Linked DNA regions of Mus musculus: regions 1, 2 and 3 are each linked to region 4. Evidence: chromatin loops called from intact Hi-C (ENCODE). Cell type or tissue: heart. All regions are shown on one strand. Links, peaks and the distances in the headings refer to the core of each region. The heading gives the core; the rest is flanking DNA. Region 1 holds the start of Szt2 (SZT2 subunit of KICSTOR complex). Region 2 holds the start of Elovl1 (elongation of very long chain fatty acids (FEN1/Elo2, SUR4/Elo3, yeast)-like 1). Region 3 overlaps Ptprf (protein tyrosine phosphatase, receptor type, F). Region 4 overlaps Cfap57 (cilia and flagella associated protein 57).

The links. Hi-C counts contacts between places; a loop is a spot of excess contacts. Peaks named below come from ENCODE experiments on the same cell type or tissue, not always from the same donor. Only the 100,000 strongest peaks of a DNase experiment are listed, where the experiment ranks them.
Region 1: it touches region 4 in a loop (2.6-fold over the local background); 10 of 42 quality-filtered maps call a loop at or near these places.
Region 2: a loop joins it to region 4, with 2.7 times the contacts of the local background. A loop is called at or near these places in 7 of 42 quality-filtered maps.
Region 3: it touches region 4 in a loop (4-fold over the local background); 15 of 42 quality-filtered maps call a loop at or near these places.

The regions. Positions count from the first base shown.
Region 1 is chr4:118,406,088-118,413,509 of GRCm38, reverse strand. Szt2 (SZT2 subunit of KICSTOR complex) reads left to right here and starts at 4,247. Exons shown (of 72, transcript NM_198170.4): 1 at 4,247-4,347. The coding sequence starts at 4,321. Med8 (mediator complex subunit 8) reads right to left here and starts at 4,173. Exons shown (of 7, transcript NM_020000.3): 1 at 4,124-4,173; 2 at 2,507-2,625; 3 at 1,708-1,852; 4 at 1,018-1,158; 5 at 765-846. The coding sequence starts at 4,129. In heart, for the core only: no CTCF peak of the experiment used is centred there; a DNase peak (open chromatin) is centred at 4,209; H3K4me3 peaks cover 2,277 bases; H3K27ac peaks cover 1,640 bases.
Region 2 is chr4:118,424,627-118,432,048 of GRCm38, reverse strand. Elovl1 (elongation of very long chain fatty acids (FEN1/Elo2, SUR4/Elo3, yeast)-like 1) reads right to left here and starts at 3,956. Exons shown (of 8, transcript NM_019422.3): 1 at 3,834-3,956; 2 at 1,494-1,553; 3 at 1,144-1,334; 4 at 906-986; 5 at 727-783; 6 at 535-640; 7 at 316-452; 8 at 1-151. The coding sequence starts at 1,539. In heart, for the core only: a CTCF peak has its summit at 3,870; DNase peaks (open chromatin) are centred at 2,398, 3,148 and 4,008; H3K4me3 peaks cover 3,073 bases; H3K27ac peaks cover 2,768 bases.
Region 3 is chr4:118,213,487-118,220,908 of GRCm38, reverse strand. It overlaps Ptprf (protein tyrosine phosphatase, receptor type, F), which reads left to right. Exons shown (of 33, transcript NM_011213.2): 21 at 301-416; 22 at 3,720-3,817; 23 at 7,045-7,168; 24 at 7,277-7,422. Among named protein-coding and RNA genes, the nearest start is that of Mir7226, 6.6 kb to the right of the region's middle. In heart, for the core only: a CTCF peak has its summit at 4,002 (motif pointing left); a DNase peak (open chromatin) is centred at 3,877.
Region 4 is chr4:118,565,471-118,572,892 of GRCm38, reverse strand. It overlaps Cfap57 (cilia and flagella associated protein 57), which reads left to right. Exons shown (of 23, transcript NM_026789.5): 19 at 1,132-1,248; 20 at 3,177-3,311; 21 at 3,401-3,544. Gm52677 (a long non-coding RNA gene) reads right to left here. Exons shown (of 3, transcript XR_003955099.1): 2 at 7,032-7,387; 3 at 2,530-6,094. Among named protein-coding and RNA genes, the nearest start is that of Gm52677, 15 kb to the right of the region's middle. In heart, for the core only: no CTCF peak of the experiment used is centred there; a DNase peak (open chromatin) is centred at 3,992; H3K4me3 peaks cover 1,048 bases; H3K27ac peaks cover 1,780 bases; H3K27me3 peaks cover 3,489 bases.

The sequences.
Region 1 (7,422 bases), core at 1,464-6,463, 160 kb after region 4:
AAAGTCCCCAAACCTATCTTAAACACTTTAGCCCTGGCTGTCCTGGAACTCACTTTGTAGACCAGACTGACCTCGAACTCAGAAATCCACCTGCCTCTGCCTCCCAAGTGCTGGGATTAAAGGCGTGCGCCACCACGCCCGGCCTTAAACTTTTACTTTGTCTATTTCTTCTATGTGCTTTAAGGATAGTCGTAAAGATGAACTACTAACAGGAGACAAATCCCTTTCTCACCGGTTCATTCTTCTCCCCCACCCTGCTCCCATGTCCCCCAGCGTGGCTCAGACCCCAAGGGGAAGCACAGGCACCATGAGAGCCTACACAAGTCATGGCACCAATGTGTTCTGGTCCTGAGAGGAAAGGTGTCCTCCTGCTCAGGAGCCAAGGACCACTACGAAGTCACAGGGCACAACAAACCCCACACTAGAGATTTACTGGGAAAGACAGGAGAGGGTGGCTGCCTCTGCTCAGGAGGGGAGCCGACTCTTCTTTTTTAAAGTAACTTCTAATTTTGTGTTGGTGGTCAGAGGACAACTTGTTGGCTTTCCCCCTCCACCATGTAGGTCCGTCCCAGGGATCAAACTTAGGCCAGACCTGGCAACAGGCACCTCTGCCCACTGAGCCATCTCTCCAGCCCCAGCAGTTCATTCTTATGTCCTTACTTCACAATTGGGCAGGCCATTGCTATTTAGTGATCTTACACAGCTCTCCCTCTGTGCTGTGATCTTACACAGCTCTCGCTCTGTGCTGCCACATCCCTCCTTACCTCCGCTCTCTGATTCTCGTTCTTCTTTGCTGATTTTCTCTAAAAGGTTTGAGCACATTTTATTCAAGCTCTGGATCTGCTTCTGTAACACACATGAATTGATTAGTGATTAGCAATGATTCAGGGAAGCATCTTCGTTGTGCTCTTCCACAGGCAGCCTAGCTGTGAGCAACCCCACACCCCTACACAGCCTTGGTAAAGTCTTGCTTATGAAGGATGAGGATGAGGTAGCAGGCCAGTGACTCAGTCCAACCTGAGCTGCATCAGCACCAATTCTGGCAGCATCTGTTGTCAGCTGCTTCTCCTGCTCTTCAACTTCAGGGTCAGGCTTGGTTCTCAAGTGGTCAGGAACGACCTCATGGCTGAAAACAGGCACTCGTCCTTCAGTTTGACGCTGTAATATAGATTGGATTCATCCTATTGTGCTATCCAAGTAGGCCAGTTCTAACCCCACTTCCCTTCCATCAGAAAACGCATTTCCAGAGACAACACAACCGGAGGTAGGGATAGCTTTCTGTGACACTCTCTTTTCACTCACTCACTCCATCAGAACTAGGGTGAGCTAAATCCCACCCTCCACTACCACACTGAAATTGTCTTTTTTTGCTGTTTTGTTTTGGTCTTTTGTGAATCTCTACCTCCACCCCTATTCTGGGGACCCAGGACTTTGTGTCTGTTCTACCACTGAGCTAAATTCTCAACCCCACATTTTAAAGACTGCAGCAAAGTCACAGGCAAGCAGGACAGACTTTTTTCTTTTTGCCTGACATAGATGTTGGAAAAGGAAGGTCGTGGACTTGGTGAGATAGGCCCTGATTTTCACTTCATTCTTTAAGGGGGACTCTCCTGACCCCAGAAGGATAAAAACAAGTCTTCCAGACGGCAGCCCTCACCTTTCATGGCCACACAGAGGATCCAGTCAACAAGATACTGTGTGTCTTACCATGAGGTCTTCGTCTCGGTCTGGGGACAGCACCAGAGGGATGATGACCTGGTTTCGGAACAGTGGCGTCTTCTCATGCTTTAAGACCTTGTTCAGAGTGTTCAACTGTCCAGAAAGCAATGCAAAGCTGTCCAGGACAGAGGGCCTGGAGGTGGCGAGAAGTCACCAGAGTTACTTCTCCCTACAAAGTAACCTCTAAAAGTCCTAATGCTGCAACACTCAGACTCACCCCGAAGACTCGCAGCCCTGTGTCTGGCATAGGCAAGAACCAGATTTGCTAGTAGAGATGGAATTGGGAAAGAGGAACACACTTTCAATTTTTGACATAGATACAGAAAAAAGGCAACCCACTGTTTGACTGGGTTTGGGAGCAGTGGAAACAGGGGCTGTGGTTACACTGTAGTAAGTCTGTAAAGCCTCCTCCCTAATGTAGTAACAGACTCTATCATTCCAGAAGGCTGGATCTCAGATCCAGCCTCATGTGTGGAAGGAGAGCCACCATAAATGGAGCTATAATGGTCTTCCACTGAGGAAATGCCTCCTCACTAAGGAAGCCAAAGCGTAAGAATTAAAACCTAGAAACAGCCTAGGTTGGGAAACTGGACATTTTTCTACTTCCTTGCCATGGAGGCTTTAAGCCAAACTAAACTTGTCAATGTTGGGCAACCTAGTTCTTTCCAAATCAAAAAGGATATTTGCAAGTTGATAAATGGGTACATCGCTGGAGATGTCCTGTCAGCCAGGGGGCTTGGCCCCACCACCCATGGATCCCTCCCCAGCTTGTCCTGGCAATCCTTACCAGGTCAGCCGGTCATACTCGTTTTCCAACTTGTAAATGAAACTCCCCAGTGAATTCTTCAGATCGGCCACTTGATTCAGCAGGGCATCTAATGATGCCTCAAGCTGCTTCTCCTCCCTCTGCATCAACAGTGTGTTTGGTTACTCAGATACAAGTGAGCGTGACACATTCAGAAAAGCTAAATTGTTTTCTATCTTGGTATTTGGGTTACAGATAGCATCAACCCTTAGACCTTTCAACCTGTTCACCTGGCCTGAAGTCCTCCTACTAACTGATTCCTCTATAACCCTCCTACACTGTGGTCCTTCAAGAAGGTCATTGCACCAGACCTAATTCTCTTTGGCTTGAAACCTCATGATTTGTCTTTGTAACAAAACTGGCTTCGAACTCACTTAGCCTTGCACCTTTTTAATTCCATGCTCTCCTCCTCCCAGCTCTCAAACACTGCCTCTCCCAGTAGACAACATTCTCTTAGATTTGCAGTAGGGTTAATAGGAACGTGCTCAGGTTTCTGCACACTCTTCTTTGTCAGTTCCTCTTCTGGAAAATAGATGTGGCCTGCCTACCTCACGACTGCTTATTGTCACTGCGCTGCTTTCCTTGGGTGGATGAGAATCCCTCGTGTCACTCTGTGGTGTTGGCATTGACACAGTTTTGTTTTGTTTTTTTCAGGAAGTTCAGTTCACCTCAGAAAGGTTTGCCATGATAACAGGGGTGCTATCTGCACACACAGCCTAAATAATTCCCGAAGTTCATTATATCATGGGTGCCTCTGGTCATCCTCTTGTGAGTGTAGCTACTGTCAACCACACAATCTGGACAATCTCACACGTTGCCTCTCTGTAAGGTTTTCTCTGAATACCAGCTCTGCAATCCCCTTCCCGGTCCCCCAACTGGCCGTTTATCCATAGCATTTGGTGCTTTGGAAAGTCAACGTGCATCTTTGTGCCAATATTCCCGTGTCTCTTTCATAATTCGGGTGACCCATAAACAGTGTAGGTTTATCAGATGCAACAAGCCAAGTGAGTAATGAAAGAGTAATGAAAGACAAAGGCGAGGAAACCTGCACATTGTTTCTGAGTGTTAGACAATTTTAAACGCTGAGGCGGCAGAGGGTTTCCGTTTGACTATCTGAGGACTATTTACCCCACTTCTCCGCCCTTAGCAACGAGGTACAAGCCGGGAAGAATGATGCAAAGCTGATTTGCAAACCTGACTATGTGACTGAGGGGGTTGGACACCGGGTTCCACCCACAGCCTCGAATTACAAACAGCTTAGTTTTCATCCTTGGAGGCCCACGATCCCTTTAGCCTTCTGAAGCCTTATGACGCCTGTGTCCAACAGCCTAGATCGAGGCGTGCGGCAGCCCACTACTTTCCCGAGCCTTCCCAAATGCCACCACGATCCTTTTCCACGCTCAATCAAGTCCGCCTTTCCTCCCCGGGCCTCCGACCTTCTCACATCAGCGGGCTCGATGCCCGCGCCTCCCGCAGCTGGCCTCGCTCTCTCTGGCTCCGCTGCCTTTCCTCTGCCCTCCGCTCACAGCCCCAACTCCCCGGTGTCCTCAGCCCAATCACCCTCCCGCCAGCGGCTATAAGGCCCAACCCGCTTCTCACCTGCATTGCCGCGGCCCGGCGGGCGCAACCACTTCCCTTTCCGGTTTCTCGCACGGCTTGCTGCGCTCACCAATCAGAAAACTCAAAACGGGACCATCCCAACAACTTCCGGTTCCTGCCCGGTACAGAACTAGCCGGGTCAGAGGTCAGGAGTGGAGCAACCTCCCTGGCCCGGGCCGGCGCGGGAGGGCTGTGTGATGGCCTCGGAGCGCCCCGAGCCAGAGGTGAGGGATGGGCGGGCGCGGGGCCGAGGCCCGAGGGCGGGCGTGTGGCAGCCTTCACCCTCCGGAGCCTCAAGGAGGCCGTTGCTGTTTTGTTTACTCAGATGCCATCCTGATCTTCGTCGCCCATCCACAGACTTGTTAGCGATAGTGATGCTGATAAAAACTCGTGTTTTGGTTATTAGTTGGGATTTTCATTGTGCCACGCCGAAGCTGACCGACTTTGCGGGGTTTTTTGTATCTCATCTATTGGAATGCAATCAATAGCATGAGTTGATTTCGCTCTAGCGTTCGTGCTCTTGGCAAAGCCCTACAACCCTCTGGCCAGTCTTAACTTAGGACAGACCCTGCTTCCTTCTTTATAAAAGTATTTGTTCTGTGATGTGGCTTGGGGATCACAAGTTAAGGCAGAAAAGGCAGACGAGGCACCCGCCCCCCCACCCCACCCCCCACCCCCTAGATGCAAAGAACCCTATATGTATGTTTTGACATTCAGACTCCAGCAGGGAATCTGGCAGTATTTATTGTCATGTACAGAGCAGACAACTGAAGTCAGAGCAGGTGAGGTGTCATGCCATGCAAAGATACCTTAGGACTACTCCTTCCAACTGAACGAGCGGATCCGAGGAGGTACCAAATTTGGCTAGCGTGTCCAGGACCCCAGAGGGATAGCCTTGTAGGAGGGAAGGTTGATGCATGTGCGTAACGATACAAATAGCAATGGCTACTTGTCGAATTCTTACTGTATGCCAGCCACAATTCTGAGCTCTTTACTGTTACCAGTTCTTTCAACCCTATAAGGCAAACACCATTATCATCCCTCTTTTCAGGAAACTGAGGTGCCACTATTAAAAGAAGCATAGTTGTGCAGCTAGTATTGGGGCTAGAACTCCCAGGTAGGTGAGCTCGCTCTACAGCTACAAGTTGTCCTCTGACCTGCACACGTGCACTCTGACACGGGTGTGATCTTATATATGTATAATGTATGAGTACACACACCCGTGTATGGGGAGGATGTGATAAACTACACACATGAAAACCCTATGAGTGAATAGGGTAGAAACAGAATACCAAGAAGAAAGGGTGATGTTTAGAGAGGCTAGGCTCCCAAAAGAGAGGAAGAAGCAAGTGCTGTTCTGCAACCAGAATTGTGCTGAGGGTTAGGGTGGATGCAGAGGGTAAAACAGAGACTCCTTAGCTGTGGGGACTAAATGAACATTGGATTATAATAGGTGTTGCAGAGGCGTAAGTGAAGTGTCACATTTAGTGGGGCATTTAACCTCCTTCCACAAATGGGTGGGATCCAGGAAGTTTAAGTTCTCTAAGTATCTAACACAGGTAGAATCCTCAGGAAATTGTCATTCTTGCTTTCCCTGTTCAGGAATGGAGAAACATGCAGAGCCAGTATTTGCCCCAAGGTGCCTTTAACACTGAAGGGCCTGCTTTTACCATAGTGGTGGGTGATGGGGCTGAGACTGGGAAAGAGAAGGCTCAGCTCGCAGTTATGCCAGAGGTTAAGGTTTATCATGCTGGCAGGCTTCGGATAGTTAGGAGGCAGAGGTATCGACGTTATTTTGTGGGAAGAAAGCACATGGTTTAGAAAAAGCTCAAGAGAATAATTTGGTCTTTAGTCTTAAAGAAGCAGGAAGAAACTCTGGTGGGTGGGTGGGAGTGGCAACACAGTGCCTGGCATCACTATCCAGCTTGGCATCGGTGTATGTGGGCCTCAGCGACGATCGTAATCAGTGATAGCCTTCCGACACCATTGTACTCCCCTCCCCCCTTTAATGTCAGTATCCCTGCAAAGATCTCCTTATCTTGCTATTACAATAAAGCCTAGATGACAGTTGGGTAACCTGCAAGATCACATACTTAGCATGTACTAGAACACATCAGAATCCAGGTCTCTTGACTCCAAGAGCCTGGCTTTGTCTTGTTTATCAGACTGCTTCAAAAGGCAGGCACATCAGACTCAAGGGAAGTCAGGATTGAAGCTCCATGTGGAGGTGAATGCTATGAAACACAACTGAATTAAAAAATGTCTCAATCAGTCATACGGAAAAATCCCCAGGGGAGCTAGTTAAAATGGAGATTCTTGAGCTCTGTCAGCTCTGAATTCAGTTGGTCTCTGATTGTACCCAGGAATCAAATAATGCATTTTAATAAACGGCTCAGGTGATTCTGATGCAGCTGGCGCTCAGATCCCACTTTGCAAAACATTCTACCTGCTTAAATTATATTAAGCCAGCCTTCTGGTTCTGGTGAAGTACATCTGAAATGTAAAAAAGCTTAGGAGGTTTTGGAAATGGTCCCATCAAGCAATCAGATAAACGGGAATTTTCCGAGAAGGCTAGACCAACATTCCTGGGTTCAAGATGGATTCCATAAGAACTGACAGGTGAACCAGACTTCAACTGGGCCTTGGAAAAAGCGGTCATCCAAAACAGCTTTGAAAGCAAAAAAAAGGTAGAGAAGTGGAAGCCGTGCATTGTGCAGCTCAATGCTCCAGTGCACTTTCAGTACTTAAGTAGCCGATGTCTGTCCTCCATCTGGGACGTCCAGCAGCAAGCTCTGATGGACCTTCCTCCCATCCTTCTAAGACCTTAGACAGGATCAGGTTACTTTGTGTCTTGCTGTCCTAAAACCACATCCTTAGCTGTTAGCATGCTTATTCAGTTTGTAATGATACAATAACTAGGGTGATTATTCAGTTTTTGTGAATGGTAGTAGGCAAGTTGGTCTGTTTGGGGGGGGGGATGGAAAAATCTGGGGGCGGGGAGGGGGATCAAAAAGACTGCTGACCAAGTCGCAAAGCCTGTTAAGATTTACCACATTGACGAAATGACAGACTTTTTCCTTTATTGTCAGAGGATATGTCACAAGTCACAAGTTGGCAGGGGTTTGTATAGTGGAAAGTAAGGCTGCTGCCGACATTGCTAGGTGTGTGAGTGGGGACTGTGCCTCTCAGGAGCTGGATCTGAGATCCCACCTAGGAGGCCTCATTCCCTCATTTACTCAGTGAAGGTTTTTTCAGTGTCTGCTGTGGGCAAGGCTGAGGCAGTAACTGGAAAAATGCTC
Region 2 (7,422 bases), core at 925-5,924, 140 kb after region 4:
TGGTGTAAGAGTGATACCAGAAATTGGAGAACAGTATGAAGAAGATGGTGCCATACATCCAGATGAGGTGGATGATGATGGGGTACTGGTAGTTGCAGCTGGGCATGAAGTAGTATTGGCTGATGTGCAGTGAGACCAGGACAAACTGGATCTGGGATAGAAAAAGACAAGGGTCAGAAATAGGTTGGGGCGCAGAGGGGGGGAATAGAAATAGCTTAGGGTGGGGAGGGCAAGGATCAGAGGTGAAACTGGGTAGAAAGAAGGAGCTAAGTTAGAAACACTGGGGGTTGGCTTTGGGCCCAACAGGCTCCTCACCAGCTGAATGGCAGTCATATGTTTCTTCCACCAAAGGTAGGGCTGGGCCACAGGGCCAAGGGCAGACAATCCATAGTAGAGGTACATGACGACATGTACAGAGGAGTTTATCATGGCATGGAAGGAGCCCATTCCTCCTACGATGGCAAACAAGATGGTCAGGAGATGAGCCTCTCTTCCCCGTGGCCACCCTCTTCTCCAGCGGCCTTCACTGCTCACCTGGAGCAATTTTTATCCCCCACCACCAACTCCAGGGAAGCACCGAGTGGTGGAAGACATGGAGGAAGGTCACTTGCCCGTCCTTCTTCCGGAGGATAAATATCACCTGGGGGAAGAATGGGGAGGTTGCATGCCTGTCCCCCCCCCCGTCCATCCTTCCCACTCCCAAGTTGTAGTAGCTGTAACACTCACTGTGTCCATCAGCTCAATGACCTTGGAAAGCATGAAGAGCCAGGCCACTCGAACCATCTGTGAGAAGTCAGATCAATCTTAATAGTTACACAGTATCCAAAGAGCCTCTGCTACCTGGCCAACTCTGCTCTCCCTTATCTAGGTTGCTTATAATTATGGTTACCTAAGGCTCTACTTACCCGAAGTGCTTCAGGGCTATTGGAAAAGTCTATGGGGTCACAGCGCCAGGTGTAGGTACTCAGCCAACCAGACATCAGAAACTAAGAAAAGAGTGGATTAAACCATCCGTTCTCTCCCAGCAACCCCTCCCCTTCACTAACTGAACCTCGGCAACAGATAGTGCCATGCTCTGGCCCATGCCCTGTACCCTAACTCTTAACCTTCAACAGAAACTACAGCCTAGGCATTCCAGCCTACCTCATAGACAATGTAGAGGGAGAGTATCACCAGTGAGAAATTGTAGACAATCATGAAGCCTCGAAGTTGGAAGGGCTTCCGATTAGCCATGATTCGAGGCCCAAGCGATAGGATGAAGTACACATAGGTCAGAAGGATGGATGTTATTAGCAAGGGGGACCCCATCAGAGGGTAGCTTTGGATCCGGGGATCTGTGAATAGGATGTCAAAGGAGTGAGGGTCACAGGGTTTAAGAGCCTTCCTTGGTCTAGACATGAGTCAGGTCACAAGGAGTTCCTAAGGACATAACCCTAGATCCTGGGATACCAGGGAAGAAGGGAAGGAAGGCAGTGCCATAGACAGCAGCTTACCCGCATGCTTCATCAGCTCGTGGTACAAGTTCACAACAGCCTCCATCCTGGCTAAGGACTCTAAGGAGGGATGGAGAGGAGGTATTAGGCAGGGACCACTGCATGGCCCCCCATCACACATGTGGTCCACAGGACAAGATACAGAATCAGACAGCTGCTGCCTCACTGACAAAAGGATAGGTCTCTGAACTAAAGTATTTTCCTAGCATACACAAGGCCCCAGGTCGAATCCTGGCCATGGTGAGGCCATGGTGAGCAGGCGTGTACTGGGAGAAGAGACAGTCTGGAACATCGGCTGCCGAAGCATCCGGCCTGCCTGGATGGAGCTGTCCCACCTTTCCCCTCCACTCTCTTCGAGTGTTTCCCTTCCCTGCCTTCCTCCTTCCCTCTGAGACCTGCCTTCCAGGTCTCCTGGAGCCTTTCTCCTCACAACACAGTTCATCTTCCCAGTGAACTTCCTCAACCTTTTTGGCAAGCAGTCTCATCTCTCAGCTTTGAGAGACACTCTTCTCTCCAGAGAATCTCCCCTTCAGCCACTCCTCTCATACCCCCTTCTCCCAGGTAAAGTCCCTCTGGCCCTTTTCCAAGACTCTCCTCTCGCCTCTGTCCCCTGCAGGGACTCCCACCTGCTTCTGTCCTTTCTAGTACCTGAACAAACCTAGGGTTCCACTTCTGTGGTGAACACCAGTGCCCCCGGGCTTCCCCTTTGCCTCCCAGGCTCTCACCTCCAGCCTCCTGCCTTCTTCCAGTGCTTCACCTCCAGCCTCTCTCCTCCCTTCTTCTCAGGGGCAAGTTCTGCCTCTCTCTCTCTTCCACTCCAGGAGCCTGGCTCTTTGAGACTCCTGCCCTGGCGGCTCCACCTGTCTGACTAGATCTTGTAGCAGCCCCGCCCTCCTCCCGCCCCCGCTACGTTGGGCATGGGGTGGAGGGTGGGTCCAGGCCACAGGTCAATGCCTAGAGGAGCAGGACCCACCAGAATTGAGAAAGCCAAGTGAGCCCCAGCCTCACCACCTCTGACCAGCCAGATAAGTTTGTAGGTTCTCCAGAAACTTCTGGCCAGGACGTCTGGCCAAAGCCAGAACTGCTAAAAAATCCACACCCAGCATTCTCTCCCAAACCAGCCATGAATTCTTAGTTTGTCCTACTTTAGAATGGGCATCACCCTTCCCTACCAGGGAGGGGTGAGGACACCAGTGGTATGTGAGGAGGTGGGAGAGTGGGGGAGGTCTCAGGAATCTTTCCCTCTTCTGGGAGGGAGCCTCATGGGCTAGGTCCCCTCCTCCTCAAAGTTGGAAGGAATGCCAAGGGAAAGTTTATAGGGATACAAAAATTTAGCCTAGACCCAGGAGAGCCTAGGACTTTGTCCCAGAGGACTCCGGCAATTGCCCAACAAGCGGAGTGCTCCAGCTGCTCTCCATCAATCTCCAGCCTTGGGGCTTGAGTTCTACCATCCACATCCACGCTCTCACACAGTAATATGTACCTTCATCACACCGCTCTCAACCACCCCCAGAGACATGCATACCGCGCCAGGAGCTAGCCAGCATACATCCACACACAGTCCAGGCATATCTTGTTGACCACATCACCCAAACAGGCCTCCCTACTGGACTCGGACATGCCAGGCTCCTAAACTTCACACCTGTCAGGGATTGCATTAACCGCGGGACATACAGCTGACCAGGCATGGGTACATCTTCACCCACACCTCCCTTCTGCACACACAGCTCTCTGGTGAGTGACACTCATTTCTTCCTACAGTTAGACTTTGGTTGGTGGCTTATGTTGGAGTGGGGCCTAGCACTTAGGCATGTGCTCTGACACACGTGAGCTTGCCAGTTCCTTATCTCCTCCCTCAACCACCTCCTCCAATTCACTCGCCCTTCACCACCACTTAACACCGGGAGATACACAGTGACCCAGAGGGCAAGAGGGAGTCCAGACTTCTGAGGATCTCTCCCTAAGTTTGAGGGAAACCCGGGTGCGCACCACCCCCCTCCCGCAGTGAAACAGAGCCAGTTCCCTTAAGATGGATGGAAAAGAAAAAGGGCACCGGCATGGGGCAGGAAGGGAAAAGAGAGGAGTGGGCAAAGGGTGGAAGGCCAGGAGGTGCTGAAAAAGAACTAGGTGTGAGCAAATGGGGGTCAGGGGCCAAGGTGCCGGGGAGGGATCCTGTGGGCAGGCCCAGCCCCAGTGCCTGGGACCTCCCACCCACTCGCCCCAGGAACAGCCTCGCCCACAGCCTGGGCAGGGCAGGGCAAGGCAGGCAGGGCAGGGCTAGCCTGGCCAGCCAGGCAGGGGGCGCTGGCACGTGGGGAGCCATGGAAGGTACACACTCACCAGTGGAAACCAGGCGGGCAGCAGTGAAGGGTTCAAAGGGATCAGGGCCGGAGAGAAGTCCCCAGGGCCGCCTGCCGGCCACTTCCTCATCTGCTGGGCCGACTTTCTGTCACCAGAGGGGGAGGGGGCGGGCCGGGCGGGGGGCGCCTGCTGATTGGGCGGCTGGCCGAGGCAGGAGGGGCCGTCCAGCGCCTGCCTGGCCGCCAGGGCGGGAGCAGGGGCGGGTCGCCAGATCCCGGGGCAGGAAGCACACCCAGCCCCAGCTCTCCACCCCTTCCTTCGCATCTCTCAGCCTGTCCCGCCGATGACTATGGCTTGGCCCGCACCCAGCTTCTTCTTGAGGTTCAGCCTGCATGGCCCCATTCGTGGTCCTCTGTCCAGTCCAGCATGAGGACCCACTCATCTCCTGTCTGCTTTGTGACAGTCGCGGCTTATGATTACGGGAAATTTCCAGGGTTCAACCGTTCCCTCAAGGCTTTTCCTGGAAGAGGAGGGCCAGCTGTGCCTACTAAGGGCTGATTGGGGTGGCGGGAGGCTTTAGCGGGAGGCAGCAGTCGGCCACCACCATGCTTCTCAGAGCCTATAAACTTGGATGAGTCCTAGCTTTAGGAGGCACAGAGAGGATTTCCTGGAACGGAGATGGGAGAATACAAGTGGCCCCAGGCAAGAACTGTGAATCACTGTCTAAACTGGCCTTCAAGGTAGTGAAAGGGGGTGGGGGTGGGGGTAGCAAGTGAAATTGGCTGTGGTTCAATGTAGTAGATCTTGGAGGCCAAATGAGGCTGCCTGACTTATTCTAGAAGCAGAAGAAAACAAGAATTTTGAGGCAGCTCATCTCATCTGTCAGACATTTACTGGCCATCTACAGTGAGCGAAACCACATTAAGCTCTGCTCCCCACACTAACATAACTTATAACCCAGGTACAAGGTACTAGAGAGACCAGGTGAGAGGAAAACAGCTGGTCTGAAGAGGTAACAGATGGGGTTGGGAAAGCCAGACAACGTTGCAGGGGTAGGGGTGGGGGAGGAGTTAGATGTCAATTCAGTACCACCACCCACCCACCCCAGCACCAGATAGTCCAACTATTGCATGGCATGAAATCTGTCTTTCCTATAAAGACTCAATTACAGCTTGGACAACTGGATGATGTAAGTAGGCAGAGAGTTGAGGAATTTAGAAGAGGCAGTGGCTAGGAAGGATAATAGGTTCATAATTGGTGGATTTGGTTACCTAGGCATTGATAAGAGATGAAGGCCAGAGTATAGTTTTCAGCATTCTTTAGATTACCTGTTTACCTGTTAGCACCTACTCTTGACCAAAAAAAAAAAAAAAAAAAAAAAAAAAACAACCAGCAGAGAATTTACTTCCAAACCCAGCTTCTGTATCATTGTATACTAGACCCCCATGTCCCTGAAATGTCATTCTCAAGCCATAGCCTGAACTCCAGCCATCAAATGTCAGCAGCTTTCTCTCCAGTGAACATCTGTGGTGGATCCAAAAGCTCCCAGTGGAGCGTTCGGGATGGTGTTTTGCATGTGTGATTAAGACTTGTTAGATGAATGTGCACAAATTTACATACAAACATATCCATCTATGGGGCTGCCTCTGACTCTCAAGCCTTCATCATCGTGAGATGCAGTCAGATCTCCACTCTGTAAACCACTCCTGCTTCTGACTAATGTATTTTCTGCACCTTTCCCAACTCCACGATCCTTTCAGCAGGAAAAGTTCATATTTTAGTCATATCTCTTAACTCCAATTGGACCTATTATCTGTCATGCAGTTAACCGTACATGTTTTCTGACTTGCTGTTAAAAATACATAGGACAATGGAAGGAAAGGAGAAACTAAGACCCGGAGAGAACAGTACATCTTTATATTTCTCTTGAGAGTAGTGTTTATTGAGTTAACCAATACTTACCAAGGTCCTGATGGCTTTCATGTGTATTCAAACAGCTCTAAGGCCACACCTGACTCTGAAGTTCTGAGCTTAAATGTCCCAGTTAATGTGTGTGTGATCGTGCATATATTTTAGGAGGTATGGAACCTTCTAAAAATGAGAACAAATGGTCCCTAGCTTATAGGCTTACTGTGAAGGTTAAGGCAATAGCCCGTGTAAAGTGCTTAGCAGTCTCTGTCTCAATATTAACAGTCAGGGTAAGAATCAGGCCATTACACAGAGGACATGTTTGTATATGATTTAATGAGTAGTCCTTTAACAAACCTTTCCTAAACAACGAGCAAATCCATAAACAGCTCTGAAAGTCCTACCGAGAGATTTGGGCCTACATCTCCCTTGTGAAAGCACACTGGCAAGATGACGACACCGTCCTAAAGTCAAACAAACAGGAAGCTTCAAGTGTGTGCATATTCATCTGGGCCACACTGAGAGATGACTGTGGCAAGGCTTCAATAAATGTTGGCTGACTATATGAGTGAACAAACTCAAAGACTCTATTCTTAACTTGGTCCTGACAGAAAGCATCTTCCAATACCCGATATAGCCCAAGTCTGCCAAATGGCATCTCCACAGCTATGGAGTCTTCAAAGCACCCAGCCCAGGAGAGCAGACATACACATAAATGAACACACAGTCACATGTAGGTGAAGTTCCCTATGAAAGCTCTGGGGAATGGGGAACCTAATCAGCTCTGGGGAGTGTGTGTGTGTGTGTGTGTGTGTGTGTGTGTGTGTGTGTGTGTGTGTGTGTGTGTGTGTGTGGTTGTTCTTAAAGGCTTCTCTGAAATGATACCTGACACTCAGAAACACTTTCTAGCAGTTAGGGAGAGGCTTTTGAGACACACAGAGGCAATGTAATGGCCTAGAAGCAAAAGATGTGGTAGGTGATGGAAACTCTTAAGTAGAGTTCTCTCCAACTCAGAGCCACCCCAGCCTCCCCCAACCCTCCCCACTGTATGCTCGTGTGTGTGTGTGTGTGTGTGTGTGTGTGTGTGTGTGTGTGTGTGTGTGTGTGTGTGTGTATATGTGTGTGCGCGTTTTGAGACAAGATCTCACTATGCAGCCCAAGCTGCTTTCAAATTCCAGATCCTCCTGCCTCTGTCCCCTCAGTGCTAGGATTACAGGCATGTGTGACCATCCCCAGCCTCTGTTTATAACTGCTGGCCCTGAATGCACACAGGAATCATGGGGGGGGGGGGAAGCTTTTAGACTCAGTGCCTGGCTCTCACTTCTAAATTGATACTAATGGTTGGTTGCTTTTAACAGGAAAGGGTGGGATCTTGTTTATAGGCTGTATGGAAAGACAATGGGACCCATCAGAAACACACACACACACACACACACACACACACACACACACACACACACACACACACATACACACACACACACAGACTGGCTTTGGCTAAGGAAAACACGTCACAGGCTGAAATGTGTAGAAATGCAGTCTGTCGATAGGTTGGGATGACACTTACAGAGTTTGATAAAGATTATTTCTCTTCAGCAGCAGGCGAGGCACTCCCTGAGCCTGAGTCGCAGCAAGATAAGAGGTTTTAGGAACTGATAAAAGTCTGGTAAACTGATGGCAGGCATCAGGCATGCTTCCTGGGCACAGAAGATGGCTCCAC
Region 3 (7,422 bases), core at 1,560-6,559, 350 kb after region 4:
CTGCTGCATCAGCTGGGGTCGAGTTAAGGACAGCAGCCACTGCCCAGCGGTGACCTGCCTCCTGTCCAGAGGAACCACCAGCCTCTCTGGCCTCCCTCCCTCGCTGCACTGCTCCTGGGCCCACTCCACACCTGCCGTCTCCCTGCCCTGTCCCTACCCTGTGTTCTCTCATGTTGACGCTGCTCTCCCCCTGGCTCACACCCAGAGATCCCAGGATAAGGTGGGGTGGTGGGAAGACATCTGGGGCCGTGGGAGCTGCCTCTGTTCCCAGTTTTCACTAGCCTCTTCTTGTTTCTTTAGGAAGAGAACACACTCCCCATCATCAAAGGATGAGCAGTCAATCGGGCTGAAGGACTCCCTGTTGGCCCACTCTTCTGACCCTGTGGAGATGCGAAGGCTTAACTACCAGACCCCAGGTAGGGTTGATCCCTCGGCCTCTTGGCCTCCAGCTCAGTCCCACAGGTTGTCAAAAGACCTTAGTGCACGCTCACTTCTGGCTGCTTCTCTTCCTTTTTTGTTCCGTTTGAATTGACATGATGGGACTTCATGATGGATGGGGGCATCCATATTGAACAGGTGGACAGGCTAGGAGACTTCTAGAGACAACAGAGGTCCCTGTGTGTCTCCAGTCTCTGAATAGATGGACTGTAAGAGACCTCTTGAAGCCCTCAGCTCTGGCACAAGTGGTCAGTCTCAATATCTGCCCTCTGGCCCTTAACAACAAACACACACACACACACACACACACACACACACACACACACACACACACACACACACACACACACACCAGGCTGTGTTAGAAGTGAGAAGCTGTAGCAGACAGAATGGTAGGTGAGGGGCTCATACCTGGCCCTTGATGAAGGCTATTTCAGGTTCACTGTGCAAGGGTGTAGGGTTCCTGCTCCAGGCTCAATACCTGTCCCTTCCCCTGAGCTGCTCTCATGTGACTTCGAACTGTTCCTTCCACCTGGAATATCACTCCTTCCCTACACCCCAGAGGTGTCTCTCAGAGAGCGACAGTCTCTAGCTGTAGCTCCAGGACCTGGCTGGCTCAACCCGTCCTTGTGTTTATCGTGTGGTAGATTCTCGCTGGATGCTTGAGCACACAACAAAGGAATGAGTGAATGAAGTCATGTGTGCACACTGAGGGCTTATGTTTGTGTGAGGTGGTTATCACTGCGCATCAAATTACCCCTAACCTTCAAGGCTTAAAACAACAGTAATTATGTCTTCTCTCTCACAGTTGTTATGAGTCAGGAATTGGGACAGGGCACGGTAGGATACCCAGCCAGGGTAGGCCTTCAGCCGGAAGATTTGAAAGCTGGGAACTAGAATCTTATAAAGTGGGGCTGGCAAATTATGGCCTGGAGCCAAATACAGCTCACTGTCTGCTTTATAAATAAAATTTGCCCAGCACACCACCACACCCATTCATTTCTGGGGACATTTGCACTACAAAGGTCAGTTGACAACTAGAAGGTGGAAGAGAACCCTGGGTGTCTGCAAGCCTTTAGCACTGGTTTTCTGGCCTTTGGTAGTGAACTTTGCCAACCCTAGGGTGGTTTGTTCCGGTGGGAGGTAGTTGGCAGACGAGCTAGCCTCTTTGTGTAGCCTGGACTTCCTTATAGCATGGCGACTGAGTTCCAAAGACACGTGTCTTGAGAAAGTGTTCCGTGTGGACCCAGCGGGCTGTTGTAACCAGTGCGTGAATCTGTGGTTAGAGGAGGCTGCTCTCAGAGGGTGCCTCACTTTGTGGGCACCAGACAGAAAGTTGGGTTGGAGGTGGTTCTAAGTGGAAGCACAGTGTGTATACATCAAGTTAAACCCCTGAAGGGTATTTCTGCAGCATTGGAGCCAAGAAGTGACCGTGACCGGCAGGCTGAGCAGCTTAGACTTCATCCTGACTGACCAAGGGAGTCATTGAAGGTCTTCATCAGAGGAGCAGCAGAGCTGGCTGCTTCTGTGGAGAGCGGGCGGGCCCTGGGGAAGACATCAGGCAGTTAAGTGGTAGGAAAGGGAGGCAGGAGAAGAACAGAGTCTGGGAAGCTGAAGGTGGTAAGGCAGGTGAGCTGAGCTCACACAAGGATGCAAAGCCAGTTCTGTGTCTGCTGCCATAGAGGATATCCAAGTGGCAGTAGGCCTTTGTGTCTGGACTTTGTGCTGACCTCAGGCCGGGAGCCACCAGTGTGAATGGTACCAAGGATCAGGTAGTGGTCAAAGCTCAGAATGGGCAGACTCTCCCGGGACGAGCAGGAAGGGAGAAGGGAACAGGCCGCAGGATGGTGGTGTTATAGGGGAGCATGCAGGCAGAGGTGTGGGCAGAAAGGTTCCCTGTCTCAGGTGCTGGCGTAGTGTGGCACTGAGAGGGTAGGGCCCATAGCTGTGTTGAGGTATAGGACCCAAGCCTTCAGGCAGAAGTATTTCCATGGGTTGAAAAGCAGCAAAAGGGAATGCAGAACGCTTTTCCATATCAGTGTGTGAAGGATGTCATGGGCACATGACATCCCTGAGAAGGGAGGAACTTGAGATTTTAAAAGATTTTTCATTTCCGGTATGGAGACCATCTGAAAATGGCCAAGGTCAGATTTTGAGGGGGTGAGGGCTGGGCTGGAGTGACTTTATTATAGGGTCTCAAGAGGCCACTCAGACCTATGTTGCTTGGAAGCTCTCTCTTTGGGGGAGGGGGACTGTCTGTTACTGGAAGGCACGTGAGCTGACCCACTCTTTCTGTCTGTGCCCCTTCCTCTTGCCCTTCACCTACAGTCCCTTCAGTGTCGAACCGCAGAACCAGGTGACCAGAAAGAGGGTTCCTGAGCTCTGCTCCTGTCCCATTGTTTTCTTTTGGTTTGTTTTCTCTGCAGGTTCCAGTGCCCCCAGTTGCCCGAATATCTCAAGTTAGTTTTCAAAGTTCCCACATTGGTTTGGGGACACTTTGGCTTCAGTGTGTCTCCACTCTTCTACTTCCTCACGTCTCCCCACTTTCTCCTTGCCCTTTTCCCCTTGCCTTTATCCCTTCCCTCCCCTTCCGGCGTCTCCCTTCTCTCTGTCCCCTCCTGTGCTCACTGGCTTCCTCCTGTATCTGCTCTCCCACCCTCTCTCCTTGTCCCTGCCTCCTCTGGTCTCCATCCAACCCCTCTGTGTGCCTCCGTCCTGATCCCTTGCCTGTCTTTGTATCTTCCTCCCCATCTCTGCTTCTCTCTCTCCCTACTTCTATGCCACTCTGCCATTGTCTTTGCGCTCCATGACCATTCCACCCACACACTTGGTGCCCGGGGTGACAGGGTCACCAAATCTCTGAGGTGACTGGCGTCAATGAGGGGTCGGGGTAAGGGGGTGTCTGTCTCAGACAGGTGTGGTAAGAGCCCAGCTTCCACCCTGTTCCTGAGCTCGAAGCCCCGTCTTAGTGGGAAGAAGCCCCTTGCTCCTCTTAGGCAGGCCTGGCAGGCAGAGAGCCCTGTTGTCCCGTGCAGCACCAGGTCATCTGGACATGCTTCTGTGTGCTCACAGTACACACACCTCCATCTCTGGCCTCCCCTGATGCCCAGCCACTGTGTGTTCTCCATTCCTGTTGCCGCCGCCGCATGTGCTGTTGTTTCCATGCCACCAGTGCTGAGTACTTCATGATCACACATGTTCACACATGCCTTGGGCTGTCTCTACCACCCTGACCAGAACTCACACTAATGCCACCCATGTGTCTGCCCCACCTCCCCCAGGTATGCGAGACCACCCGCCCATCCCCATCACTGACCTGGCAGACAATATTGAGCGCCTCAAAGCCAACGATGGGCTCAAGTTCTCCCAGGAGTATGAGGTGAGACACCCACCACTCCCACCGTGTGTCCTCAGTCTCTCCAAGTCTGGTTTTGTTTTGTCCTGGGTCCCACCTGAGGTCGAGGATATTGGGATGTAGGCCAGGGAGATCAATAGCAAAGTTCAGTTGGGGAACTGGCCGTCATAGGTGTTGGGCTCAGCCCACAGGCTCACCATAGCCCTCTGGTGGTCACCCTAGGACATGCTTCAGAAGGCTCTGCTAGGTGATGCCTGCAGAAGCAGACACTGATTTAGTAGCAATGGCTATAATATCTAATCTCCAACAAGAACAGGCCTGCACTTACCAGGTACGGGACAGCATCCTCTTACTCGGTCCCCCGTGGAGTGGTACTGTCACAGTCTTGTCTTACATACCAGAAACCAGACTCAAACAGAGGTGTGAGTTACCTAGAGTCAAACAGCTGAGGAGTCGTGGAGCCACCCAGACCTTGCCTGTGCTGGTTTCATGACCATCCGCACTTCAGTCTTGCATAACAATGTTACTGAGTCTCCACATGGTAACCATTGTCCGAGAAGGGTGGGAGGGTCTGTTCTCAGCCCGGCTTCCATTCCCGCTCCCACATGTGATCACACATGCATGCCGAAACACATAGCTCATAGATGGGGAGTCAGGAAGCCCTCCAAGTGTTCGCCTCACTCTGGCCTTCACCTCTGTTTGCTAGCTCAGACTTCAGGGTCAGTGACCACCTGGTTCACCCACAGCTCTTTGTCAGGGACGTTTGGGTGTTCCCAGGCCATACAGTCAGGGGAGCCTTGTTAGAAAGGAAGTGCTAAGGAGACCCCCTTTCTTTGTCTCCCTGCTGTACTGGCCGCTCTTTTGTCAGCACTTGGCATACACCTCAGAGGATGACTGATGGACAGATGATGGATAGATCTGTTCAGCTGGACCCAGGGGGTTGCTCTCTTTTAGTCAGGTGTCCACTCTTGAGTTATGTTTGGGGGATATATCCCTGGGTACCGGATTTGCCCTTCCGAGGGCACTGGGCCAGGTAGATCCTAAAGGCGACAGGCCAGGCTTCCAAAGAAGAAAACTGAGCTTGGCAGGTAGACAGATGAGCATGCCTCTGCACAGCAACAGTGTCACCTCTGCTGTGGAGGCAGAGCCTGTCAGCCGGGTGGCCTGGATTTAGCTTAACTTCTGGACAAGGAGGCCTTCCTTGTTTTTTACCAGTATTCGCCCTTGTCCTGCCCCACGCCTTGGCATCCTTCCTATAAGCCCCTGCTCACGGCCGTCACCTTACCACCTCCCCTCCATCCCTCCCATCTGAGCGTTCTTTAAAGGCCCTTCTTTGTCCTAGAAGCCACCAGATCTATTGTGGGCTTTCCCGAAACTTTCTCTTCATGGTCTGTAGGTCATTTGTCAGACTGTTGTTAGCACTTAACTGTATTCCAGTCCCTATGCTGACATGTAGAAGCAGATGGCCTTGGGACGCAGTCACTGAGAAACACAGACAGAGCAGTAATCGTTGCTGTGAGTGTGTGGTTCTGACAGCATGCACTAAAATCATATATAGCAAACACAATGGTGGGTGTGTCTGGTGGGTGGGGCCTCACAGAAGTGATGAGACAGCCTCCTTAGAGAATAAGGTGGCTGGGACCAAAACGGAGGAGACTGTGATACAGGCATCGATTCTTTCCATCCTCAAAGGAAGGACAATAACTCAAACCTCTCTTGAGTAAAAAGATGGAGAAATGCACGCAGTGGCTTAGGACCGTGCTGGGCACACCGTGAGCTCACACAGAAATGTAGCTGTTAGCATTTTTGTGTCCTGAGCCAGTCAAGAGCATGGGAGGCCTCTGAGCAGGAATTTGATACTCAGATCTGCATTTTTTTTTTTTTGAAAGACTGTTCTTGCTGAAGGACAGAGAGGGTTGGAGCAGGGCAAGAGAAGAGGCCTGGAGGTACCAAGCAGAGCTAGCTGCTGGCAGCAGCAGCAGGTTGAGAAAGGCAGAGGAAAGGAGTGTAGGGGGGTGTGGTAAGCAATGGGAGGGACCTTGGGGAGGTCCCAAGATGGACTTTAAACCTGGCTGGGCTTCCTGGGTCAGTGATTTGTGCTATCCACTGAGGGGTGGGGGGGTCACATCAGAACCTGCTTTGACAGGAAACAGATGAGCTGGCCTTTAAAGGGACTGGGGTGGAAAGAGCTGTGAAGCTTGCACATGGAGATGTCTAGGGGGCCGCAGGATAGTAGGGGCAGCTCTGAGATGTAAGCAGGAGAGTCCTGTGAATGGGGTGGCGGTGGCTAATGGGAGTGGTTCAGTCAGTGAAGATTGACTTACAAAAGGTGAAGATTGCAGCTATAGCTGTGTAAAATGGCCACTTGTAATCCAGAGTGGGGAGACAGAGACAGAAGCCACCATGGTACTACTGGCTAGCCAGCCTGGCTTACTTGGTGAACCGGGGGCCACTGAGAAGTCCTGGCTCAAAGGCAGAGGGTGTTGCTAGGGTTGTCTACCACACAAGTGCACAAACACATATGTGTACACACATGCATTTTAAGAGAGAGAGAGAAAAGAAAAACAAATCTTGTGAATGGGCTATGGATGAGACTAATTTGGTAGAGTGCTTGCCTAGAATTTGCAAAGCCCTGGATTTCCTCCAGCATCACATAAATGGGGTAGCACACACTTTAATCCCACCACTCACCCACACATAACATGGAAGTAGGAAGATGAGAGAGAACTTTGGAGCCATCCTTAATTGTATCCTATATAGTAGGTAGTAAATTCAAACCTAGCCAGGTATACATGAGACCCTATCCAAACAAGCAAACAAACAAAACATTTCCTGAGCAACGAAGTGAGAAGAGAGCCAGGGAAGAGATGTAGAGGAGCTTAGATCCTGCCTACGGGGAGGGCAGGGAACAGACAGAATAGGAAAAGCCAGAGATGGAGAAGAGAGCTGGGCAGCATGGTATGTGGACCTGTAGCCTTGGACAGTCAGTCTCCAGCACAGCCCAGGTGGCCGCATCATCATCATCATCATCATTATCTCCATCTCATTCCACTGGTTGGATGCAGGGCCTGACCCATGACCCACCTGGTCTTCATAAGCTCTACAAGGGGCTGCCATGGAAGTTTGAGTCTTCAATTTATCTCTTTCCAGACTTGGGCTGGGGAATGTAGGTGTTACTTGGCTGCAAAGCACCATGGATAGGCCTCCCACGACTTGGCCCTCACTTTCCCTGTTTCTTCCATTTCTGGCAGTCCATTGACCCTGGACAGCAGTTCACATGGGAGAATTCCAACTCGGAGGTGAACAAGCCCAAGAACCGCTATGCAAATGTCATTGCCTATGACCATTCTCGAGTCCTCCTCACCTCCATTGATGGTGAGCCCGGGGCACAGTGCCCCCTTGCCCTTTGCTGTCCTGTACCCTGCTCTCCAGAATGCTCTGAGCCCCAGGTTAACACTCTCGAATCCCTTTGCATTCCTGTAGGTGTTCCTGGGAGTGACTACATCAATGCCAACTACATTGATGGCTACCGAAAGCAGAATGCCTACATCGCCACACAGGGTCCGCTGCCCGAGACCATGGGCGATTTCTGGAGGATGGTGTGGGAACAGCGCACAGCCACAGTGGTC
Region 4 (7,422 bases), core at 1,011-6,010:
TGTTCCCTGTACACGGAGGCTCTCTACAGCTCTGCAGACACGGCCCGTTTACCTTGCCACACGTCTGCCAGAGGCAGGCAATTCCTACTTCCCCTCCCACTCTCAATCTCCCCACTTCTGCCCACCACACTCGCCTGCTCTTCCTGCCTTCATCAGATGTTCACAGAGTCCATCCAGATGCCAGGCATCGCCTCAGAGGGCTTTTCCATCTAGCAAAATACCTCCTATTAATAAAAAAGAGTCCCTCTGTGTCCAGAACATGGGGGCAGTCTCTTTCACCTTCCCAGACCTTCCAGAGGTAGACAGGAACCTAAAAACATTATGATAGAATGAGGGTGGGCCTTCCACCCTACACATCAAACAATGAACTGTCCGATCCCCTGAAAACCCCATAGCAAGCACCACAGGTGTGCTAGTGCCCATCAGATGTGGGGTGTCCATCAAACATCCCCTAAAGCTTTCAGTGGGGACTGGGTTTCTCCACAGCCAGTCTCATCTGAACTAGATGTGCCCCGGGTAAGACAGATTTAACAAGGGAGAGAGAGGCTTTCAGACGCTCACTGGTATCTCCTGCCATCGCTTTGAAGAGGGGATGGATGGCTCTTGGTTGTACTCCTTTGACCCTTAGATGATCAGACTGTCTGTCCCCATCTTGTCTCTTCTTTCTGCCCTAGATTGAAGATGCTCACATTCCACTCCAGTCCCTCAAAACTCTCTACTTTAGAAACAAGCCTCAACTTTCTGTTTAGAACGATTGTGGACCCCAAGGGTCAGACTCCACTCAAACATCCTTCCAAACTGGGTGAAGGAGGCATTTCTCTGGAGAGACCTATCTTGAGCAGGAGTTGAGAATCCGGGATCTAGGTCGACTGAATTAGAAAGAATACAAGAAAAGAGAAATCTGTACAGTTAAGGGAGGGGCAGGTGACTAAGAAGAAAACTCTGTGACCTGGCCACAGACAGGTGCAGGACTCCGAGCGGGCATGCTCTCAGCCAAGAGCAGTGCTTATAGGAGGGCAAGTGTCAAGGAGCAAGGTCTCACTCCCAACACATCGCACTGTGGTTGTCAGGAGGTTGCAGTTTTGCCTCCTGACTTCCCCGTTCATGCCTCCATCCCCTGGTTCTCTACAGATGGAAGCCGAGCTGGAGCGTTTCCATAAACAGAACACGCAACTGGAGCTGAACATCACAGAACTGTTGCAGAAACTGCGAGCTACGGATCAGGAGATGCGCAAGGAGCAGCAGAAGGTGCGAGGATTTCAGAGTCTGGCAGTGCGCGGACTCAGGATCTGGCACCTGCCCGCAACGGGCAGCTGGCTCCTCGAGACAGAGCCAGCCATTGCTAAGAAACACTTCCCATTTTAACTCACACTCTTGCCCACAGGCCTGTCTGGTTCCAGGCTTGCACAAATGTATATGTTCAAATTCATCCGAGACTATAGAATAGCTTGGGGGGAGGGAGGGAAGGAGGGAGGGAGGGAGGGAGGGAGGGAGGGAGGGAGGGAGGGAGGGAGGAGAGGGCCAGAGTGCTGGTTTTATAGGAAGGAGCACCCTTAGCCTTGGCTCTGTTTGACCTGGAGAAGAACATCATTTAAAAGGCCATTTGTGCTTAGTGGTTAAAGCTTCGGCCACCCCAAAATTGCTGATGTTAGGAGAACCTCAGAGACCATCCACCTCAGTCTTGTTTACTTCCTGTGAGTGTATGGATGGATGTGTGTGCACGTATGCGTGTGTGTGTGTGTGTGTGTGTGTGTGTGTGTACGCACGCGCACACACTCGCAATGCCCACATGCAGAGGTCAGAGGAGGAAGTCAGGTGTCTGTCACTCAGCCTGGAGCTGTCACTTTCCTCAGCTACACTGGCTGACCAGGGACCCCAGTGACCCTCCCATCTCCACTTCCCAGTGTAGTGCTAGGGTTTTAGGTGTGTGTGGCCACAACCACCCAGCTTTTATCTGGATGCTAGACTCTAAACCCTGGTCCTCATTACGCTTGCACAACAAGCACTCTTCCACACTGAGCCGTCTCTCTGGCTCCCTACATGTTTTGAGACAGTACCTCACTCTGTAGCCCAGGCTGGCCTGAAACTGACTGTGTAGCCCAGGCTTGCCTTGGACTCCCAACTCTGTCTTTGCCTCCCCAAGGGCTGTGGTTACAGATGTGTGCTACCACACCTGGTCCATTCCATTTGTGTGTGTGTGTTATAAATAAAAACAATACAGGCAGTGAAATGAGAGGGGAAGGAAACCCCCACGGGGTGCCTGTAGCTAGTTCTCCCTCTGAACAGCGTAGGACACCCTGGTCCTCTGGCTCCGAGCTAGGATGCAGCTGTGCACTCTTTCCACGGGCCACTGAGATGTTTTTCAAAACCAGACTGAACTTTTCCACTGTCCACATCAAACACTGGCAGCATACGCTGCCAAAGCTGCGGAGCCACACAGGAGAAGAGGGTGTGGCCCCGCTCTTTGCAAGCTGAAAGGGCTGATGAGTGATTTGAACTTTTGCATAAAATATGAAGAGATAGAAAAAATTATATATGGAGAGAAATTTTATATGTCAGTGTGTATATAAACACATGTGCACACACACATGGAAAGTCAATAAAGGGCTATGAGAGAAGAGAAAAAGGAGACACCCTCTTGGGTAATGATAAGGGAAGGTAGCTGTCAGAAAGCGTGGCTGAAGATGGAGAGCTGGTCCAGTCTACAACAATCTGGAGGGAGTTGTCATCCAGCCACAACAGTGCTCCTGACAGTCAGGGGAACCATCACTGCTGAGGTCCTTAGGCATGGGGCAGCCCTGGGTAAGGATCTGTGGGAGGGAATGAGATATTTTTCTTGGCGCCAAAGGAAAGTGTGGCCACATGAGTTCCCTTCCATCTTATAAGCTTGAGGCCCTTAAAGGAATCCGGAGCAATCGGGATGCCATGTGTGCAGTCTCAAGCCCTGTCAGCTGTCCAGGCAGGGTACCCGGCCCAGGCAGGTACACAAGCATTTCAGAACGGCGACCTTTGGGCTGGCTGCCCATCTAGGTTTCTGTGCCCAGGGTGGGCGCCAGCAGTCAGGTGTTCATCCCAGATGAGGAGGCACCAGACCCCTTCATTAGCCTCTGCCTGAAGCCCCTGCCCCTCAGAACAGAGCATGCCATGCTGTCCCAGGAGTAAACGTCTGATTGCAGGAACGGGATCTGGAAGCGCTGGTCCGACGCTTCAAGACAGACCTTCACAACTGCGTGGCGTACATCCAGGAACCCGGGCTGCTGAAGGAGAAGATCCGTGGCCTCTTTGAGAAGTACGTGCAGCGGGCAGACATGGTGAGCTCTGAGCGCCCCGCCCTCACTGCCCTGTGCTAGGCTTCACTTCTCCCCTCCTTGGCTGAGTGTCTCCCCACGTGATGCGCCAGGTGGAGATTGCAGGGTTGAACTCAGACCTGCAACAGGAGTACGCCCGCCAGCGGGAACACCTGGAGAGGAACCTTGCCACGCTCAAGAAGAAAGTGATCAAGGAGGGTGAGCTGCATCGCACCGACTATGTCCGCATCATGCAGGTAACGGATGCATCCCTTTGCCGCCTGAGACCACCCGTGCTCTAGACTCCCCAGACATCCAGGGACCCACAGCTTTCTCATGGCTCCTCCTCTCTGATCTCCAGTAGCTCATCCTGGCTGTCACCATGGCCTGGGGCTCACCGGGGAGCCCACCTAGGCATCATCATGCCCACTGGTAGCCCTATTCCTTTTGCCATCATCCCATCCCCATCCCTGAGAAGCTAGCGACCTGCCTCGTTCTTCTCCGTTACCCACGATACATCCAGGTCTCAGTTCTCCTGACTCCTTAGCTTGTTTCCAGCTCCCGTCTCCCCACCCAGCTTTGCTGCCTTTTATTCTTCCCTCCTCCTGGGACGTGTCTGGCCAGTCTCCACCTGCCTCGTCTTCCTTTCTGGTGCCTCAGGTCGTACCCTTATCTCTTGGTCCAGATTGAACCACACCCACAGTGTTGGCAAAGATAGTGCTTAATGAGCTCCCACACCCAGGTCCCAGGATCCTCAGCAGACACTTCAGAGGGCCTGGCCCCATTCCTGCCGCCCCCACCCAGGCACTCCACTGAGACTGCCCATCGAGACGCTTCTGCCAGATTCCCACTCGGGTGTCAGTATCATCTGAGGCAATTGATAAGAATTTATATCAAAAGAGAACATCAGAATGGCGTGCGGAGCACATATTTTCATGGTTACATTTCTTTAACATCCTAATTGAAATACTGGGACGGGAACAGGGTGCAGTTTGGAACGAACCCAGATAGGATGCTGTAGAGTTACACACACATTTGAGCAGAGTACACAACAGCCCAGGTCATACCAAGGCACGACTGTGTCTCCCCATTTTAAAATCTGTACCCCTTCCTACTACCCATTTAAATCATTTCTGCTCTGGACCATAAAAGTATTCAGAGACCAGGAAAGAGGAGCAGATGTGATTGGCAGCAGATTTGGTACCAGCAACCACACACAGCCTTGCTAAGAACCAGGGCTACCTAAAATGAGGGCAGAGCACAGGAAGCTGGGCAGTGAAATGAGGGAGACAGCAGTATTTGTCACCTTGTCTCATTGACAAGTGGAAGACCTCGGCACATAGGCCTGAGGATCTCCAGGTCTGGTCCTTCTCGCCACACCAAGCAGAAGCCCAAAGCAAAAGTCAGTTCCAGGGGCTAGAGAGATGGCTCAGTGGTTAAGAGCACTGACTGCTCTTCCAGAGGTCCTGAGTTCAATTCCCAGCAACCACATGGTGGCTCACAACCATTTGTTGTGAGAACATTTTAAAAAGAATGTTCTTTTTTAAAGAACTACTGCTCTGGGTGCCAAGACTGTTTTCTTTGATCTTGAGGTTGAGCACGAGGGCCAGGCCAGAGTCTGGGGAGGCTGCAGGGCCTATGCAGGCCAAGCCTAACTAGGAACCGTATCCTCACCCAGGGTGTGGGAAGCGAGCAGATGCAGTTTCCATGTAGACCAAGGTGGCAGCGCTTCACTGTTCTTTGGCCAGGAATCTCTCGGCCTCCAGAAACTCTGTTTATCTGTAACATGGGGCAAATGACACCGTCCCAGTGGCTGCTGCAACACTTGACCAAGACAAACAGCAGCCACCGGCCTGGTACAGAATTGGGGATCAAAACTGCCATTTCTTTTCCTTTACCCCAGCAAAGAAATCAGTCAAGAATCACTGTGGGGGGAAAAATGAGTCTGAAAGTCCACCATTCATGGGCCAGGGAGGCCTGTGGCCTGGGGTAGGAAAGAAGAGCACTACTGATTCCAGATGCATACACCCAGGTGCTGGCTAGGGGCCCTGGGTGCCTTAGTATGTGGTGGTTAGGAACTGCCTGCGTGGCTACCAGGGCCCCAACACTTTATCCCACACAGGCCAAAGAAAGCCAAGGCAGGCATGGTGGCTGAGCAACTCACTGGAAAATAACCGAGGAAAACGAATGAGGCCACCATCTCATTTGTATATCCAGATAGGAGCTCAGGGCCTCCCCACACCATTCCCTGGCATGCTTATACAAATATGGAAATCAGAGTTGCTGTGCAATACAAACACCTAGAACACGCACCTTATCCTTCCCTACACATTGTCTTCATGTCCTCTTGCACAAGCTGGGTCTCAGCCACAGAGAATTCCAAGATCAATACAAAGTATTCCCACCCTCTGAGAGCTTCTGGAAAACATGGGCCATTATGTATATCCAGTGGCATGGGCCCATCAGGGAAACACGGTCCTTGAAGTCTCAGAGGGCCACTGGAGTCTGGCCCCAGGGTGGGTGGACAGTGGCTGAGGGCCAGCTGGGAGAAGGGTCCTGCTTCTGGGCAGAGACAAGAGCTTGAGAAAAAGCAGAGAATGGGGTGGGGTTGAGAGCGGGGAGTTCCTGAATCCACAGACCTCAGTGTTTTGCAGAGTGTCCGAGGCAGCAAGAGCCCATTGGAACGGCTCTTAGCCTTGGGTCGTGTTGCCAAGAAATGTGGTTCATCCTGAACGTAGATCAGAGTGCTTCTGGGACAGGGTTGTCTTTGTCTCGCATAGATGAACCCCATTAGCAGAGAATTCGGTCTGGTGTGGAAAGAAACAGGTGAGACAGGAAAACCTGTCAGGTTAGAGGTTAAAAAGAAGAAGAAGAAGAAGAAGTAGGTTGGAGAGAGGAATGTGGCAACGCCAAAGGCATTTCAGAGTAGAAATGACGAATTAAGATGCCAGGTCAGGCACAGGAGGATGGTGGGAAAAGAAGGGAGGATAACAGGCTAGCTTATCTGTGCAGGCAGATGATCCTACTAAAAAACTCGAGGTTCCCAAGATCACAGGCCAGATCTCCCACACTGAGTGGAGATCAGCGGCCCCTTAAAGGCTTTGACTTAGAACAGCCAGTAGGGGGAGCTATGGGCATTAGAACAGCCAGTAGGGGGAGCTATGGGCATTCCCGTCCCTTCTCTGACATCACTATCAGAAAGTTCAGCCAAGACATACATCCCTTCTCTGTTCCAAAAGCCTAAGGCGGCCTTGGTTACCTTGTTTCAAAGTCTCCACATAAACACCTTAGTGTGAGCAGACTGCTCTGGGATTCTCCAAACTTGGAACTGATGAGATCTTTCCTGCCACCCAGTAGCTGAGTAGGGTAGGTCTGGACGATTAGAAGGGTATGGCTCCGCCAGGATGCCAGCAGGAAGAGAAGGCTTAGCAAGCTTGTTGAACTCATTATTATTATTTTTTTAAACAAAGCCACATGCAGTTGACATCACTATGACCTTTGGCTTCCTCAGAACATAGACCACCCTAGAAAACATTTTTTTAGGGAACTCATTGTGTCTTTGTGGGGGTATCTTTGGCTATCCATCTGTCTGAGCCACTGGAATAAGACTGACATAAAGAGGGGAGCATAGAAGGCAATAGACATGTAGGGACAGGGCACCACTCTGGAGGCAGACCCAGCCACACTCAAACTCCCATTATTCACTTTCTCGATGTTCTCATAGCCACAGGAATCTGAGAATACCTTCCCTGTGAGGCTGCTGAGCCTCGAGGTTGCTGTTATTCTCAGCATAGTTTTTATCATCACAGCAGCAGTGCCTTTCGTGGGGTTTGCTCCCTCAGGGCTCCTGGCCGAGACAGTCCTCTCCACCTTCCGTCATCCCTGCCTCTCACCGCGTTAGGTTCATGCTTCTGATTCAAATGACATCAGATACTACTCCAGCCAAAAGAGACGTCCATCTTTAGCACAGTGACCAGTTCATAGCTCTCAGGAACCGTGACGTTGGCGGTAAAGGGCCGATGAAGGAACAAAAGAGCAGATGCAGGGTGCTGGGCTACATTTGATTTCTGGCCTTAGTCACACTCCATTAAGGTGGCGTCCTGTGGGACCGGAGAGATGGTTCAGTGGTTTAGAG